2 separate regions of the Homo sapiens genome follow, and region 1 is linked to region 2. A link is a contact called in ENCODE POLR2A ChIA-PET data. All regions are on one chromosome and are shown on one strand. Each heading gives the region's core, a stretch centred on a gene start or an enhancer-like site at or near the end of the contact. The rest is flanking DNA. Distances are from core to core; before and after follow the strand shown. Region 1 holds the start of EIF3I (eukaryotic translation initiation factor 3 subunit I). Region 2 has its middle 26 kb from the start of PTP4A2.

Region 1 (3,740 bases), core at 1-2,500, 260 kb after region 2:
AGAAGGGATCCACACTGGTTGAGGAGAAAGGGCATCAGGTACTGGAAAGAGGAGAAACCTGCAGTCAGTGTGATGGCCTGACTGAGCAGCACTGCCTTCTTTGAGCTCCTAGCGAATGTCTTTCCTTGGAGGGAGGCAGGGTTATAAGGACCCAGAGAACACTAATCCCTCTAAGGAGGATCCTTCCAGGGCAAAGAGGGAAACAGACTGAAGTCTGTGCCTTTGCTCAAACTACCCTCTCCCTCACCTCTGCTAGTTCCCATCCTGCAAGGCCTTGAAGCCAATGTCAGCCCCTCCAGGAAGCCTTCCCCAAGTCCTCCAGCTCCAGCCTTCCTCCTCTGAACTCCTCCCCTGCAGGGCCAATTTGAGCCCCAAGCCCTCCCTCTGGAAAGGCTCACAAATGTTGCCTTATGTAACTGAAGGAATCACAATAAAATGTGAATAATGGCAGCCATAGATTGAGCACTTACTATGTTCTAGGCCTAATGCTAAGTGCTCTACGTATCTCACCTAATTCCTGCAACTGACCTATCAGATGGTTATTATTATAATCGCCATTTACAGATGATGAAACTGAGGCTCAAGGACAACTGACTTTTCCGAGAATTTCTAGTGAGTAAGTGGTGGGGCTGACCCAGACCTGTTTGACTCCAAAGACCAAATTCTTGGCGGCAACTCCACCGAGAGAGGGGCCTTTCACAGAGACGCACCTCAGTATTCAAGAAGAGGGTCTTCATCTCCTGTAGCAACTGCTGGGCCCAGGTCGGCTCATGAACCCGCTGCAGGCCGGCGGAGGCCCGCTTCAGCAGCGGCTGCGTGCCACCCCACAGAGCGGCCACCAGCACCAGAGCCAACACCTGCCCTGAATGCAGACGAGTGAGTCACCCTGACCCCCACCCCAAACGGCCGCCCACCCCGCCCTCTCCTGGCCTTCTAGCCCCAGCTAGCCGCCCCCACTTCCCTCCTTCGCTCTCTTCGCCTCGGCTGCGACTGGCGGCTAAGGCAGGCCCAGGGAAGCTAGGGAGATGAATCCAGGAGTCCGGCCTCTGGGGTTGTAGCAGGGGTCGGGGTTAGAGGGTGGATGTGGAGCAGGAAATGAATTCGAGGCGAGGGTCGGGAAATCCATGGAAGGGCGGGGCCGGCTACCTACCCAGAGACGCCGCCATGGCAACGCCGCTGTCTTCTACTTCCGGGAACGAAGGGGCGGAGACCCATAATCCGGAAGTGACCTCGAAACCTTTTCCGGTCTTACTCACGTTGCGGCCTTCCTCGCGTCACAGCCGGGATGGTGAGTTTCAGAGTTAGGGGTATTGCAGTGGGGGTCCTGGGCTGAGGCTGGGGCCCAATTCCGAGCACTGACGTTACTGTCTTGTCCCCACAGAAGCCGATCCTACTGCAGGGCCATGAGCGGTCCATTACGCAGATTAAGTATAACCGCGAAGGAGACCTCCTCTTTACTGTGGCCAAGGACCCTGTGAGTGTTGGCTGGAGGGGGTCCGGGAGGGGCGGGATCCTTCTGCCAGGACGATGGGTGGACACGCCAGTTTTGCCGTTAGCGGGGAACCAAAGAGCAGCCCATTGTGAGAAGTAGGGAGAGGCCATGCCGGGGGTAGGTTGGCGAAAGTATTCTACCGGGAAAGGTGGGGAAGAACTCTATTGGCCGAGTGCGGTGGCTCACGCCTGTAATCCCAGCACTTTGAGAGGCCGAGGTGGGAGGGTCGCTTGAGCCCAGGAGTTGGAGACCAGCCTGAGCAACGTAGTAAGACCCATCTCTACACACAAAAAAATTAGCCTGACATGGTGGCCTCGCGCCTGTGGTCTCAGCTACTTCGGAGTCTGAAACGAGAGGATCGCTTGAGCGCGGTGAGCTGAGATCGTGCCACTGCACTCCAAGAAAAGCAAGAGACCACTGTGGAAAGGGGATAAAGATGAGGGTCAGCTTGCCCAGAGAACGGGATGCGACCTTTAGGGATAATCTAATCTTTCTACCAGGATAGGTGCAGGCTGTGTTATTCAGACACAGGGAACTTAATGAGGGTGTCTCTAGTCTCATTTTAAGTCAATCCCATCCTGCTACTCAATGCCAAACAATCCCTCATGATACTGCCTTTTGAGGCACCTGGCCATTTTATTTTATTTTTTCTTGAGACGGAGTCTCGCTCTGTCGCCTAGGCTGGAGTGCAGTGGCGCGATCTCGACTCACTGCAACCTCTGCCTCCCAGGTTCAAGCGATTCTCCTGCCTCAACCTCCCTAGTAGCTGGGACTACAGGCTCGTGCCACCATGCCCAGCTAATTTTTTGTATCTTTAGTAGAGATGGGGTTTCACCATGTTGGACAGGCTTGTCTTGAACTCCTGACCTCAGGTGATCCGCCTGCCTCGGCCTCCCAAAGTGCTAGGATTACAGGCATGAGTCACCACACCCGGCCTGGCCATTTTCAAGATGAGAAAACTGAAGTTCAGAGGAGAGAAGCACTGTATTTGAGATCATATAGTGAGACAGTGGCAGAGCAGGCACCAGAACCCAGACTTCCTTACTACCAGCTGCTCCCACTTGGATAAGACATCAGAGATACTGTTTTTCTGGACTGGAGCTCAACTTGGCCTTTTATTCTTTGGAGCCGTTGGGAGTCCCAGGAGAGCTGGAGCTAACAAATGAGGATGCCTTTACAAGCCGCCTGACTCCTCTGTTGCTTCCCTTCAGGAAGGGAGGAGAATCCAGGAGTTGGTCTTTTTACCAGCTCCCTGCTGTTTCCCAAGAAATAAACAGAAGAGGGCAGAATCAGCCTTGCTACAGGCTGCTGAGGGTTCCTGGGGCAAAATAGGAAGCCATTGCTCTTACTGGGATGTGTACTATCCTGTGGTTTGACTTTTCCAGATCGTCAATGTATGGTACTCTGTGAATGGTGAGAGGCTGGGCACCTACATGGGCCATACCGGAGCTGTGTGGTGTGTGGACGCTGACTGTATCCTTATTTTGGGTCTGAGTCCGTGTTGCTAGGGTCTGTCAGCGATGGAGAGGCTGAGTTGGGAGTTGGGAGTTGGGGGTGCTGTTGAGGGCCTAGAGAACGATACCTCCTACTCCCTGGTCTCTTCACTGACTGAGGAAACATTCAGGACAAATTCCAGTTCTGGATAAGGAGGTAAGAGGGGTAGAAAGGCTCTTTGGGGCTGAACAGGGAGATGATTCACTTGGCATCCCAAGAGGACAAGGGCTCGGGTGAACTTCGTCATATTTCTTAACAACTCTTCAGGGGACACCAAGCATGTCCTCACTGGCTCAGCTGACAACAGCTGTCGTCTCTGGGACTGTGAAACAGGTAAGCTGGGTTCATTCACCTTTTTAGCAAATATTGAGGACCTACAGTGTACCTGTTTGAGTAAACAGGTCCTAGGAAAATAGAGATGAAATCCATAGATAGTTTCCAGTCTAGGGAATAAGAGACAAGAAAGATAGATGAGAAAATACACGCCATGGTAGAGGAAGCATAGATTAAGTTTTCTTTTTTTTTTTTTTTTTCTTTTTCTTATTTTGGAGACAGAGTCTCACTGTCACCCAGGCTGGAGAGCAATGGCACTATCTCGGCTCACTGCAACCTCTGTCTCCCGGGTTCAAGGGATTCTCCTGTCTCAGCCAGCCCCAGTAGCTGGGATTATAGGCGCACGCCACCATGCTTGGCTGATTTTTTTTTTTGAGACAGATTCTCTCGCTGTGTCACCCAGGCTGGAGTGCAGTGGCAC
Region 2 (3,598 bases), core at 364-2,863:
TTGAGGGGGAAAGAAATAGCTTTATTTTTAAAGGAGCCCATTCTGGAACTCTATTCTAATGACATAATCAAACAAGAGAAAATACATATGCATAAGGATGCTCATTGCAATAGTGTTTACATTAGAGAAAAACTGGAAGTGACTTAAGTGTCCAACACTGTTTGCTTATTAATGATGATACCTTCATACAATAGACAGTTATACAGATTTGGAGGAGAAAGGACAGAATTATTTTTAAATGAAAACAACTAATGAACAGAATTCAAAATGTTATGGGGTATACTGCAGAATTTGTCTGAATGTTTAAGGTGAAAGCCCAGTATTTCAAAGAAGGTTCTGTTGCTCTCGTACATTTCAGACCCTACACACAGTCTCATGCATTACCTGTCTGGCACAGCATTCATCTTTTCTGCCTCTGGGGTTACTGGGTGGAAAAACTTAAGAAGCATTTATGCAAGTACAAGTCCTGAGGCCTCTAACATTAAAGGTATTTACAAAGATAGATATCCACAACATTTTCCGAGTACAAAATGCAGGTTTCAAAAATATTGCCAAAAAAAGGGCAACCTGCTTGGATCCCCTTCCACGCTGTGGAAGCTTTGTCCTTTCACTCTTCACAATAAACCTTGCTACCGCTCAAAAAAAAATTGCCACAAAAAACTCGAAAAAACAAAAGTATTGCCAAAAATTTGAACAGCGGTTATTTCAGGCCATGACACTTCAGGAGATCTTTCTCTTCTTCTTAGTATTTATTTTTTTCTTTTTTGAGACGGAGTCTTGCTCTGTCGCCCAGGCTGGAGTGCAATGGTGTGATGTTGGCTCACTGCAACATCCGACTCCCAGATTCAAGTGATTCTCCTGCCTCAGCCTCCTGAGAAGCTGGGACTGCAGGTGCATAGCACCACTCCCGGCTAATTTTTGTATTTTTAGTAGAGAGGGTTTCACCATGTCGGCCAGGATGGTCTCGATCTCCTGACCTCGTGATCCTCCCGCCTCAGCCCCCCAAAGTGCTGGGATTACAGGCATGAGCCACCCCGCCTGGCTTCTTCTTTGTACTTTTATGTATTATTTGAAGTTTTTATAATCTGCATACATTATATTTATGAGGAAAAAAAATGAAGCTATTTTCATGAGGAGTCCACCTTGATTTTACTTTCTCCTATATTGTCCTCAAATCACATTCGACCAGATTTCCTCTACCATACCTTCCTTCTTCTTCTTTTGTTTTTGTTTTTGTTTTTTTTGAGACTGAGTTTCACTCTTGTTGCCCAGGTTGGAGTGCAATGGCGCGATCTCCGGCTCACCGCAACCTCAGCCTCCTGGGTTCAAGCGATTCTCCCATCTCAGCCTCCTAAGCAGCTGGGATTACAGGCACCACACCCAACTAATTTTGTATTTTTAGTAGAGACGGGGTTTCTCCATGTTTGTCGGGGTGGTCTGGAACTCCCAACTCCAGGTGATCCGCCCACCTCGGCCTCCCAAAGTGCTGGGATTACAGGCATGAGCCACCACGACCAGCACATACCTTCATTCTTCAGGAAGAGGAGAATTTACCTGGCTGCCCAGTCCTGCAGGGAGCTACTCCAGACAGACACTCCCTGTATAGGAAGGGCCTTCCATGAGCCTGGCAGAAGCGCTAGGCAGCTCACTACTGTCCTCTTGTGGTCAGAACAGGTCAGAGCTTGATCTAGCAAAATACCGCTCACCCAGTCTACTCTGAAAGTCAAGGTCATCCCCAGAAGTGTGACCTCTGGCTATCCCTGCAGTTAATGTGCTGCACACCAGCATCAGTAGCCCAGCACCCCATCCCAAAACGGGCCATAATCAGGGTTTAGCAGCCTAAGCCTAAAGACTGCAAACCTATCTGAACAATGCTGTCTATTCCAAGCCAGAGACTTTCAGGAGACACTCTTTTCTGACAGCTAGAGCAAGTGATGGAGAGCACGCCTGTCCACTAGAGAGAGCACTCATGGTCAGAACTTGGGGTTTCAGACTGCAGAGAAGGCAAAGTTGCAGGAAAACAACAACAATCATCCTAATCATAAAAGCCCTTGCCCTTGTATGGTTCTTTTTACTTTTCAAAGTATTTCCCAAGGCAATTTGGCATGTCCAAAGAAATTAACACAAGGATGTTTGCTACAGCAAAAGAGAATTTAGGCTGGGCGCCTGTAATCCCAGCATTTTGGGAAGCCGAGGCAGGTGCATCACCTGAGGTTGGGAGTTTGAGAACAGCCTGGCCAACAGGGTAAAACCCTGTTTCTACTAAAAATACAAAAAAATGGCCAGGCATGGTGGCTCACGCCTGTAATCCCAGCACTTTGGGAGGCCGAGGCAGGTGGATCATTTGAGGTCAGTAGTTGGAGAGTAGCCTGGCCAACATGGTGAGACCCCGTCTCTACTAAAAATACAAAAATTAGCTGGGCATGGTGGTACATGCCTGCAATCCCAACTACTCGGGAGGCTGAAGCAGGAGAATTGCTTGAACCCGGGAGGCAGAGGTTGCAGTGTGCCGAGATCGCGCCACTGCACTCCAGCCTGGGTGACAGAGTAAGACTCCGCCCCAAAAAAAACCCCGAAAAAATACAACAAAAAAGCAAAAAAATTAGCTGGGTGTGGTGGCAGGCACCTGTAATCCCAGCTACTCGGGAGGTTGAGGCGAGAGAATCGCTTGAACCTGGGAGGCAGAGGTTGCAGTGAGCTGAGACTGCACCACTGCACTCTACCCTAGATGAGAGAAACTCTGTTTCAAAAAAAAAAAAAACAGAGACAGAATCTAAACATCCTTCAGTAGGACAGTCATTTACTAAAATGGAATAGTATGCAACTGTTTAAAATATTTCTTTATTCCTTTTCCACTCCCACAGCTTCACTTGACTTAACTAGCCTTAAAAAAAAAAAAAAAAGGGTCAGGCACAGTGGCTCACGGCTGAAATTCCATCATTTTGGGAGCCCAAGGTGCGTGGACTGCTTGCACTGAGGAGTTTGAGACCATCCTGGGCAACGTGGCGAAAGTTCTTCTATACAAAAAAATACAAAAAATTAGCTGAGGTGCGGTGGTGTGCACCGGTAGTCCCAGCTACTCAGGAGGCTAAGGTGGGAGGATCGCTTGAGGCTAGGAGGTTGACACTGCAGTGAGCTCTGATCACGCCACTGCACTCCAGCTTGGGTGACAGAGTAAGACTCTAAAAAAAAAAAAAATGAGGCTGGGCACAGTGGCTCACACCTGTAATCCCAGCACTTTGGGAGGCCAAAGCAGGCAGATCACTTGAGCTCAAGAGATCGAGACCAGCCTGGCGAACATGGCGAAACCCCGTCTCTACTAAAAATACAAAACTTAGCTGGGCGTGGTAGTGGGCGCCTGTAGTCCCAGCTACTTGGGAGGCCAAGGCAGGAGAATTGCTTGAACCTGGGAGGCAGAGGTGGCAGTGAGCCAAGATTATGCCATTGCACTCCAGCCTGGGCAACAAGAGCAAAACTCCCTCTCAAAAAAAAAAAAATGACAGATAAATCTATCTGGATGTGTTGGTATGGAATAATCTTCAAGATTCATTGTTAAGATTGTTTTTAAAAGAAAAAAATAAGTTTATGTGTCTGTTTA

Evidence for each region. ChIA-PET counts read pairs that join two places held with the same protein, here RNA polymerase II (POLR2A).
Region 1: POLR2A ChIA-PET joins it to region 2 with 15 read pairs in activated T-cell. The contact joins the promoter of EIF3I here to the enhancer-like site in region 2. POLR2A ChIA-PET finds 5 or more read pairs at or near these places in 4 of 52 experiments (IMR-90, activated CD8-positive, alpha-beta memory T cell, activated T-cell and 1 more).

The regions. Positions count from the first base shown.
Region 1 is chr1:32,221,157-32,224,896 of GRCh38, forward strand. It overlaps EIF3I (eukaryotic translation initiation factor 3 subunit I), which reads left to right and starts at 1,251. Exons shown (of 11, transcript NM_003757.4): 1 at 1,251-1,288; 2 at 1,382-1,474; 3 at 2,878-2,965; 4 at 3,254-3,319. The coding sequence starts at 1,286. TMEM234 (transmembrane protein 234) reads right to left here and starts at 1,197. Exons shown (of 5, transcript NM_019118.5): 1 at 1,151-1,197; 2 at 711-862; 3 at 1-41. The coding sequence starts at 1,166. RefSeq lists enhancers at 470-1,669, 946-1,579.
Region 2 is chr1:31,962,623-31,966,220 of GRCh38, forward strand. No RefSeq gene overlaps it. Among named protein-coding and RNA genes, the nearest start is that of PTP4A2, 26 kb to the left of the region's middle. Within about 2 kb of position 1,614, at least 2 of the 41 ENCODE cell types and tissues checked have a DNase peak (open chromatin) inside an H3K27ac peak, as active enhancers do.